Linked DNA regions of Homo sapiens: region 1 is linked to region 2. A link is an interaction called in ENCODE POLR2A ChIA-PET data of the cell type or tissue named here. Cell type or tissue: OCI-LY7. All regions are shown on one strand. Each heading gives the region's core, and the rest is flanking DNA. Links, peaks and the distances in the headings are about the cores only.

Evidence for each region. Peaks named below come from ENCODE experiments on the same cell type or tissue, not always from the same donor. Only the 100,000 strongest peaks of a DNase experiment are listed, where the experiment ranks them.
Region 1: POLR2A ChIA-PET joins it to region 2 with 6 read pairs; 2 of 35 experiments call an interaction of 5 or more read pairs at or near these places.

What each region holds. Positions count from the first base shown.
Region 1 is chr9:22,604,747-22,610,137 of GRCh38, reverse strand. No RefSeq gene overlaps it. Among named protein-coding and RNA genes, the nearest start is that of LINC01239, 39 kb to the left of the region's middle. In OCI-LY7, for the core only: no CTCF peak of the experiment used is centred there; no DNase peak of the experiment used is centred there.
Region 2 is chr9:22,520,101-22,525,491 of GRCh38, reverse strand. No RefSeq gene overlaps it. Among named protein-coding and RNA genes, the nearest start is that of DMRTA1, 76 kb to the right of the region's middle. In OCI-LY7, for the core only: no CTCF peak of the experiment used is centred there; DNase peaks (open chromatin) are centred at 2,801 and 3,101; H3K4me3 peaks cover 3,378 bases; H3K27ac peaks cover 4,849 bases.

The sequences.
Region 1 (5,391 bases), core at 268-5,267, 84 kb before region 2:
AAAAAACAGCTCCGATTTTGTAGCACATATCACATAATTGTGGATACATATAAAATAGATGGAGATTGATGAAAGGAGAATATATTGTTCTGGATCTGAACAAAATTGTCAAAGTGTGGCTGTCTTTCTTTCTTTCTTTCTTTCTTTCTTTCTCTCTCTCTCTCTCTCTCTCTTTCTCTCTCTCTCTCTCTCTCTCTCTCTCTTTCTTGCTTTCTTTCTTTGAGATAGAGTCTCACTCTTGTCATCCAGGCTGGAGTGCAATGGCATGATCTCAGGTCACTGCAGCCTCCACCTCCTGGGTTCAAGCAATTCTCCTGCCTCAGCTTCCCAAGTAGCTGGGATTACAGTCACCCCCCAACTACACCCGGCTGATTTTTTTTTTTTTTTAGTAGAGATGGGGTTTCATTATGTTGGCCAGGCTGGTCTTGGACTCCTTACCTCGGGTCTTCCACCCACCTTGGCCTCCCAAAGTGTTGGGATTATAGGCATGAGCCACCGTGTCCGGCCCTTACTTTCATTTTTAGTACATTCTTTACACCTCATGTCCCTAAGAAGGAGGGGAACTAAGAATAGATACTTAAAAAAAAAAGTTGTATAAAGCAAAAGAGACAAATAATACAATAGAAACACAAGATGGGAAAAGAGAGTCCCTTTCAAATTATTCTCTGGAGTAGCAACCCAACCCCCCACCCTGCCCCAACAACAGCAAGGAAGAGTTGAAAGGGCTGCTCTTAATCTATTCCTCTGGTGCCTTATTTCTTGATTGAATTTAACAACACCAATATTATCAAATAATATAAAACTTGTTTCCATGCTGTATGTTTTTATGCATGAGTTCACCTAATCACTATAACAACGAAGTGAGGTATTATTATTCTTAACTTATAGAATAGACAATAAAAATCAGGAGATTAAATAATATTTTTAAGTGTTAAGTGAGAAAGTGAGATTAAGCACTTTAAACTGAGATCTTATGAAATCAAACCAGTGTCTTTCTACCATGGCTGTTTCCTCTACTTTGGAATCTGGTGAAACCAACCAATATGTGGGGCAGGGGAGAGAGAAGCAGTTATGCTGATGTAAGAATTTATATTGATCTCAATGCTCCAGCCTCAAGACAACATCTCACTCTAGGAACACAGTTTAGAAATAAAAGAAATTCCAAACAATTTAAGATCTTTAGTTGCATTTTTCAAAGTACAATGAAGGGAGCTTGCAACCCACAGTGATGCTTCTTTAAATTGTCTTTTTTGTTTCCAATTTTTTTTTTTCATACTAATATTGCTCCTATGCATCAGAACTCCCAAAGTCTCTGCAAAGCCTACCTCCAAGCCCTCACCTACACTCGCCTTTTCCTTTTTTCTGTTGATTTTTGTTTCTTGTTCTACATTTCCAAGTTCTGAAAATCTTTGCATAAATTACCTTACTTACTCCTAACAATGTGGGAAGATAAATATTGTCCTTAGAGAGGTTGATGTGCCTAAGGCCTTACATCTAGAAATATCTAAACAGATGTATCTAATTTCAAAACCATATTCTTTCCAGTATGCCCCAGTACCACTTTTATACATCAAAAAATCCTAGAAGCTATTATAGAAAACCTGAATTTTTAATTTTCAGATATTTCCTCTCTGAATAGTTAATGGCTTCATTTCAAACATATATGGATTGTTGTCCTCTAGCCGAAACAGAACTACAAAGTCTCCCATTAGAATAACCAAAAGATGCTGGTTGTGTTCACACTGATGCTTTAATATGAACTAAGCTTGAAACAATCCCTAGAGTGGACAGAAATCTCTCCACTCTATATGTAAGAGTGTCCATGTGGCTTCCGAAGTTTAATGTTAAGGTCATTAGTAGATAGCATGCTGAAGCTCCTTCAGTCTTGCTTATATAGAAATAGCTTACGAACCTGCTGGGGGTGGGAAGAAAGGAGTAGCATTTATTTTCCTACCACTAATTAACCCTTAGAAACCCTTTCTAACTTATTTTCTAAAAGGGCATTTTACTAAAAAGACAATAATTTCCCAATTTAGATATCTAATGACTGAACCCCAGTTGTGCTTATCAGCATCGTAGTCCGGTCTAAGTTAAAGATAACGGTTTAGGGAATTTAGATGATTCTTAAAGCCCTTAAGATTGCAAATAATGGAGCCTAAGTGATGCTGCATTATTGGCAATCATCCTGGAACTAATAACAGTAGTTATTGGGCCTATAATCTCCTAGGAATTCACAGTCAACGTCTTTTTTCTCAATTTGCAGGACATCACCATTACCATTAAAAGGCAGTTAAGATGATAATGTGCCACTGTAAATTCATACAGTGGGCAGCAAAGGGTTATAAATGAAAGAGCTGAATCTCCAGTTCTGACTCAGCCTATAGTCTTGAATGTTCTTTCTTTGGGGCTGCTGCTTGGAAAAATTTTTAAAGTGACAGGAGAGTAGGCATCCAAGATAAATGGTTTTTTTTGTTGGTTTGTTTTTTGGAGATGACTCCTATCCTAATGGCACTGTAGAAATTTGGTATTTTCCCACCCAAATGACAGAGTTTCCTGTGGGACCACTTCTGCAAAAATTTATAACAATAACCAAGAATTTCAGAACAAAGGAATGCAATTACAGCACACAAAGAGAGTAGACAAACAGGCCGGGTGCACTGGCTCTCGCCTGCAATCCCAGCACTTTGAGAGGCAGAGGCGGATGGTTCACCTGAGGTCGGGAGCTTGAGACCAGCCTGACCAACATGGAGAAACCCTGTCTCTACTAAAAATACAAAATGAGCTGGGCGTGGTGGCACATGCCTGTAATCCCAGCTACTCGGGAGGCTGAGGCCAGAGAATCGCTTGAACTCGGGAGGCAGAGGTTGCGGTGAGCCAAGATCACACCATTGCACTCCAGCCTGGACAACAAGATCGAACTGCTGTCTCAAAAAAAAAAGAAAAAAAGAGAGAGAGAGAGTAGAAAAACAGTAGACTTAAAGAAGCAAGAGCTATAAAAACCATCCACGAGAAGGCAAGGCAAGGGATGTGCAAAGTGCAGAGTAGAAAAAAAAATGACAGAAATATGATTGACATCAATAAAAATTTGTTGAATCCCTACTGTGCTGCAGGCACTATGCTATGCATGGGTGATGATACAGAGAAAACAACTGATGTGGTCTCTTTCCTTGTGGAGCTTATATTTGTCTGAGAAAAACACGTGTGGTACATATTCTAAACGTGATAAATATTTGAACGTTATAATAAAATGAAAAGTATGAGAACATACAGCATAGGATTCTAAGCAATGAAAAATGAAACAGTAAACAGCAGTACAACAAAACATGCAGAAGTTAAATGAACCAATAAGGATTGATGGCAAGAGCAATAACGCCTTAGAAATCACCAAAATAACTGGAAATTCAATAACCTGCAGAAAGGTAGTTAAATCACCGCCATAGTAATAATAATGATCACTGCCAATTACTTAGCTCCTGCTTTATGCCCTGCTATGAGCTTTTATAAGACATTTTATTTTAATCTCTATGACAACCTGATTGAGTGGGTATTAGCATCCCATATTTACAGATACATAAAGTGAAATTTAGATAACTCTCCCAAAGTGACATAGCTAGTAACCAGAATTTGAATTTAAATCAGGCAAACTGTATAGTCCATTCTCTTGACCAATATACTAAATTTCAATCCCCAATACCAAACAGAGAAGAACACTGAGATTCAATAGCTAGATCAATGATCTTAATCAAAAAGAATATAAGGGACTAGAGTGAAGACTAGCAAATAAAGGACATACACTGATATTTGGGCCTATAAGAACATGAGTTCTTTATTACCAATATGCTATGAAGGTAGGATTAATGTTCAAATTTAGCTGACTTTGTGTAGGTTACAAAGAAATAATGGTAAATAAATATAACTCATTAACTTAGCATATCTATAAATCTAAAGTATACTATTCGTTTCTCAAAATTTTGTTATTTGAATGATCTTTATTCGTTTAAATGACATCCACTCCAAAACACATTTGAGACACCTTAAACATGGAGGTAGTATAGTAAGATCATTTATTATTAGAAATAAGAAGAAACAAAAGTGGTATGGAATTTTCAAAAATTCTGATTGAAGAGGGATAGAAGAAAATGAGAGAATAAGATTTTGTTCTGAGCTTTGGAGAAACAAAGGCAAAGAGAGATAAGATCTGATATGTAGGTCACATTTTCTACTTGAAAAGCAATGCATTTATTCAGAAGAAGTAAGGTTTTTCTTCAACCTAAGCATTAAGAGGAATTTGACACTGTGATCTTCATACAAGGCAAATTGAGCAACATAAGGAATCCATTAATAATATTCTCCATAATTATCTTCTTATAGTATTTTCAAATAATTTCTTTTTGAAGACTTATGGAAAACAACTTGGGAAGTGTCTGCCTAACCTATAAGCCACAGGGTCTGGCTGACTCATGCCTGATACATAATTCGAGTTATGATAATAAGATTCAAAAAAGAGAATTTGACCTGCTAGTCTGACTAGTTGGGGTTAGTGGGTTACACTATGGCAGAGCTTGAAATAAAAGTTTATTTCTTCAGTTGTTCCCAGGGTTACTACCATCCTGAGGCATGGTTTTCCAGTGTTTCCTTGAATTTAATGAGATAATCAGGAGGCTTCTAAAAAACATTTTTTTTTTTTTTTGGTAGCTAGCTTGAGTTAGTTTCTTTAATTTGCAATCCATATTCTTAATTAATACAATTCTAGATTTAAGAATCATAACAAGGAATCATTTATAGAATACCTGAATCAATATTGCTCTGGCTTATCGATTAGTTTTAACTTACACTAACTCTGAGGCAGTCATGACCAGCCCTACTTACCTTACAGAAGAAAATGTAGAAGTTTTAGAAACAAAGAGAAATTTGTCTAAAGAGAAATTTGCATCACAGGTAATAAACTAACAAGGTTTTATATGCTATTTCTGCCTTCTCCCTGCAATTTCTTACAAAAAGCAAATAGCATTAACATTAGTGGAAAAGTTATACACAAACTATACATACATATATTATATATATGTTATACGCATATATACATATAAGTTATACACAAATGTCAAATATATATGTATAATAAAATAGTATATAATTATTGAACACTAACTTTGTAGCAAGTTTTATGTTACATATTTTGCATCTTTTAAGATTTAAGAAGCAAATAATCATCAAAATATCAAATTTGCAAAGGAGGGCAGGGGAAGATCTTAGCATCCAAACTGGGCCCAACAACAATATGGCCTTTTTCTTCTTTTCTCTGGACACATGTTACCCACCAGGTCACAATAATTGATCAACTGCAGTTTCCCCCTTGTTTTCCACCCCATCTCTTCACTGCAGGAATATAGA
Region 2 (5,391 bases), core at 90-5,089:
TATCAATAGTAGCTCAGTCTAATCTCACATCCTCACTAAGAAAAACAAACTACATTTTGGAGACGGTACCCTCTTTGGACAGTTCTGATTTTAAAAAGTTATTTCTTATATTGAGATGCCATCTTTCTATCTTTAACTTAGACCAATTAATCTTACGTCTTCCAAAATTACACCAGAAATTTTCAAATGTCAACAATTTAAATACTTGTATATGATGCCCTTGGTATACCCTATTCTTGTCTGTAGGTCATACAGAACTTATTCCCTAAAGTTCAAGGTCTGAACTCTCTTCACACAAAAGACTTTGAAGTCTCTTTACATCCAGGCTTTTCTGGATGTGTTTTAATTTGTCTAGTTACCTATCAGTACATTCTCACTGTTAAATCTAAGCAGTCTTTAAAAAGGTGAGCCTGTGTCCATCTTCATTCTAGATTCTATTTATTTAATTGACTAATCCCCACAACCCACATCAGCTTTGGGCACATTCACATCATGTTGTTGATTTCTAAAAATATGACTGTCATCTAATACCTCTAAGCATTTTCACGCATTCTTCCCAGAAGCTATAATTTCTTCATCCTCTGCAGTTGTGTTTCTGTTTTTTGACCCAAGTAGAGGACCTCACATTTGTCCCTGTTAAATTTCATTATGTTATATCAGCTTAAAATGTTCCAGCCTGTCAAGATCTTTTGGAATCTTAATTCTTTCATCCAACACATTCTGTGTCCCTCTCAGCTTCGCCATCTGCAAATCTGACGAGATTTCAGTCGTTACAGTTTTATTCAAGCCACTAATTCTAAAATGAGTGAATAGGATGAGACTAGGGGCATAGCCCTGAGGTTGTCAATAGAAATTTCTCCCCAGATGAATGCATATCTATAAATCAGGTCCTTTAGTTAATGTTCTGTCATGTCTAGTTCACTTAACTGTAAGGACTCTAAATTTATACTTATTCTTTTTATCCATGAAAATGTATGATACACTTCGCTAAATGAATTATAGAAGTATAAATAGTCCATGTCAAATGATTTATCTCCAATATAATAACTCTATCAAAGAAAGATTTGGGGTAACTCTGCTTCATTTGCTTAGTGACCATGCAGTGATCCCTAGTGACTATCACTTCCTATCACTAGCCAGGATTCTAAGATTAGAGAAATCTTTTCAGTTATATTATTTAGTCTTGTGATGAAACTGTAATGGCACTGGGCTGGGCATGGTAGCTCAGGTCCGTAGTCCCAGCACTTTGGGAGGCCAAGGCGGGCAAATCATGTGAGGCCAGGAGTTCGAGACCACCCTGGCCAACATGGTGAAACCCAAGCCCTGAATTTACTAAAACTACAAAAATTAGCAGGGTGTGGTGGCCCACGCCTGTAACCCCAGCTACTTGGGAGGCTGAGGCACAAAAATCGCTTCAAATCAAGAGGCAGAGGTTGCAGTCAGCCAAGATCACGCCACTGCACTCCAGCCTCGGTGACAGAGTGAGACTCTGTCTCACAATAAAAAAAAAAAAAAGAAAAAAAAAAAGAAATTGTAATGACACTAAAAGATGATATGCCAGTAAATAATCTTCACCTTTTTAAAACAGTAAAATCTATTCTTTAATTAAGCTTAAAAATATATGTAATATATGAATAAAATATATGTGTAGATATATATGTATATATACATAAAAACTTTTTTAAAGTAGAATTTTTCGATTGAAATTAGAGTTAGGGGTGCAGTACCAGAGTCTCACTGGTTTGAAGCTCCAGATCCCTGCATCTGTCCATCAGGCTTCCCCATAGAATCCCTCACAAGTCTCAAAAAAAGTTTAAAAAGCACTGCTTTAAGCCATTTTTAGCCATTTTACCAACATGTGAATTAGTTTGTAAGTCAATTATCTAAGAAAGAGCTAGATGTGAGCAGTGCCTTTTAAAAAGTACATTTTGATAAGACAGAGGAAAGGGGATATAGGCAGAAAATGAAAACAAAGATTATGGCCAACCTCTCCAGTTCTTCAAGGGAATGGCAAGGTAAAACTCCTCTGAATTTTCTGACTGACTGACAAAAATGACCAGCAAGCCAACATATCCCTTCAGATTTTAACCACGGACTTGCTTCATACATGATAGGAAGAGGCTTTATACAATTACAAGGCAAATGTGTAATGCAAATTTTCACATGAACACTAGAACAAACACTTCTACAATAACTATAAATGAATTGGAATTGTTTGCCTGTAACGTAAAGTGGAAGATAAAGTGAGAAATAATTATGTACATTTGAAATTCAAACATAATCCTTTATAACAGTTACATAACTATTTTATTTGATAGACATTTATTGGAACTTGTGCCAGGCACCCAATTAGGAACTTTGAAAAAGGTAGCTAACTTCATTAGGCAGGGCACAACCTAGTGAGATACACATGAGGAAGCCAAAACTCAGAGCAGCCAAGTTTCTTATCCAAGTTTACAAACTAGTAAAAAGTACAATCAGAATTTAAACCCAAATAAGACCTGGTCCTAATTCGTAAGAAGCTCCCTCTCTAATCAAAGAGATAATTATGTAAATAATCAGTTGCATAGATTATCGATTCATACTGACAGCTCTCCTACTTTAAACAGGTCTTTCATCACCACGCTTGAGAGAAGCATGGAAAACAGAAGAAAGAGCAGGCATCAACCAGGAAAATCTACTCACACACTTAGGAGAGGCAGGTGACAGTTGCCATCCTATAAAGAAAACAGCAAGTACATTTCCCTCACGTTCTATGTGTTTGAAGTACTGTCACCTAATAGGCAGCTGTACTGAAGTACGCTTACAACATCTGGTTTTAAAATAACTTGCCAGAGAACGAATTTCAAGATTCTACTCTTAAACATCTCCAAGGCTCTTGCTAATGCTGTGGTCCTGGAAATGCTAAAGAGCTATTAAATCATGTTTATGTCAATGGCAGCTCTTAAAGCCTTGGTTAATTTTTTTCATGGCAGCAAAGGGAAAGAAACAGGAACAGAATTTGGCATCAGTACATCACTAGCTTCCTTACCGTGCCAACAAGCCTGACTTGAAGCATTTGTAAAGGTTTTCAGCTGCTGCAGACCACCTCCTTATACTCAGCAGATGGTTTGAGCAGCAGTCGAAGCAACAGAGGCCGTTTTAGGCTTCAGGAAATGTAGCAGGTGTTGTGGATTCCAAAAGAAAATTATGCCCAACTTTGCCTTTTATTGTTTTCTTCTCCCTTGATGTGTGAGATATTTCCTACCCATCTCTTGCTTCTGTCTGCACTTAACATGATGGTAGAAATGTCAATGAACTGGTGAAAAGGTTAGAAATATGATTGCATAGCATTAAAGAACACTTCTGAGTATCTTATGCAAAATGCTGACAGAATTCTGTATGTAACCGTATTTTCCACTTAAGAGCTTATAGTATTTCCTCCTGTGAATGCACAAGTTCACATTCCTATAATATAGAGTTTGACTTAGGAGTAATCTCACAGAATTTGAGACCAAAGGTGTTTTAATGAATAGGTACAAGACAGTTTGGGAAAGTAGTTTTAGAGAAATTAGAGATAGAATTAAATTTAAAAAACTAGTATTTAAGGCTCTTGAATTACAGCCTCTTCTCTGTGTGTCATTGTGCTCAAACAAGAGAAATTGTTTGATACCCCTTTCTCCTGATTTTCCTCCTTTTCTGGCCACTCCCCGCTGTGGTCCTCATTTTTCTGTCCCTCATTAATTTTCATATTATGTGGGGTTCTACTCTTGGGTCCCAATGTTTGGTGTACTATGATTTTCTCTGTTAATGTCATATGGATCTCTGGCTTAAACTAATATGCTAATGATGGCCAGGATAGTCTTTTGTTCTGGATCCACGTAACTAGCCAACTCAAAGCAATGGATCTCAACTTTAAACTCCTTCTGTTCCCTCTCCCCAGACCAAATCTAACCTTGTTTCCAAGTTTACTAATCACATTCCACTCAGTCTTCCAAGCCAGAAACCTGGAAGTTAGACTACACTTCTCTCTCCCTTCACCCCAAACTAAATATGTCATCAAAGTTTGTCAGGTTTACCACTGAAATACATCTGAATTTTTTTTTTAATTTGTACAGTCATTGCTCAGGCCCTCTGCTCTTCTTGCTTGGATTGTGCCACTTGTCTCACCTGTTCACAGTTTATTCCCTTTCTATTTTATCTAAAAGGTAATCCAACCATGTTACTTTCATACTTTTCTTTCACAGTTTTCCATAGTCATTATAATAGAGCCCCAACTTCTCTACTTTTCCCAACACTCATGAACTCTACCTAAGCCATACTGAACTACTTAGTTTCTTTTATGTTCTAATTTATTTTATCTTTCCACGCTATTTCTTCTGACTCAAATTAGATGTCTTCTGGCAAGACACAGTGGTTCATGCCTATAATCCCAGATATTGGAAGGACAACATATGATGTTTGCTTCAGGCTAGTAGTTTGAGACCAGCCTGAGTAACAAAGTAAGACCCTGTCTCTACAAAAAATATTTAAAATTAGCCAGGTGTGGTGGTATGCACCTGTAGTCATTTAGTCCCATGTGCTAGGCTGGCTGAGGCAGGATAATCACTTGAGCCCAGGAGTTCAAGGCTGCAGTGAGCTATGATTGCCACTGCGTTCCAGTCTGGGCAACAGAGTGAGACTCTGTCTTCCCCACAGCCCCCCCAAAAGATAGTTATCTTTCTTCTGGATAGCTTCATTACTTTGGGAGCTTCTCCATCAAAGCCAATAACCCAAAAAACTGGGAGAAGTATGAATAGAAGGCTAGTAAACCACATGGGTTGTAGGGGGCACAGATCATAGTCTAGTTCTCAATGATGCCTCATACTAGTTGTGTAATCTTGGGCAAGTGTTCTCATTCTCTCTCTGTCTTGTGTTTCTCATCCACAAAGTGAAATTAATAATAGTTTATATAGATTCAGATTATTGTGAGGCTGAAATGACAACACATGCAAAATGTTTATAAGGAAGCCTGGCATATTCAAAGTGTACAGTGAGCCATTGGTGCTACTATTGTCATGATTGGCTTACATTTTTGTGAGGTCCTTGAAGCTGGGGTGCATGACCTTTACCTCCATACAACAGTGCCAGGTACATAGTGAGTACTCAATATATGCTTTTATGAATGGGTTAACATATTTCTTTGACAATGTTTGGTGATATTCGTCAATTACATTCAAGCTTCTTTGAAAGAAAGATGGTCAGCTTTTTCAGTTTACTACTGTTTTGATAGTGGATCTTAAAAAAGCCTAAGATGCTTTATAATGTTGCAAACAAAAAGATGCTCTCTCTTTAAAATTGGATTGAAAAAAAATTAGATATCTCTTGAGCCCTCATTAGTTATTTTTTCTCTGTTATTACCTGGAAGCTTAT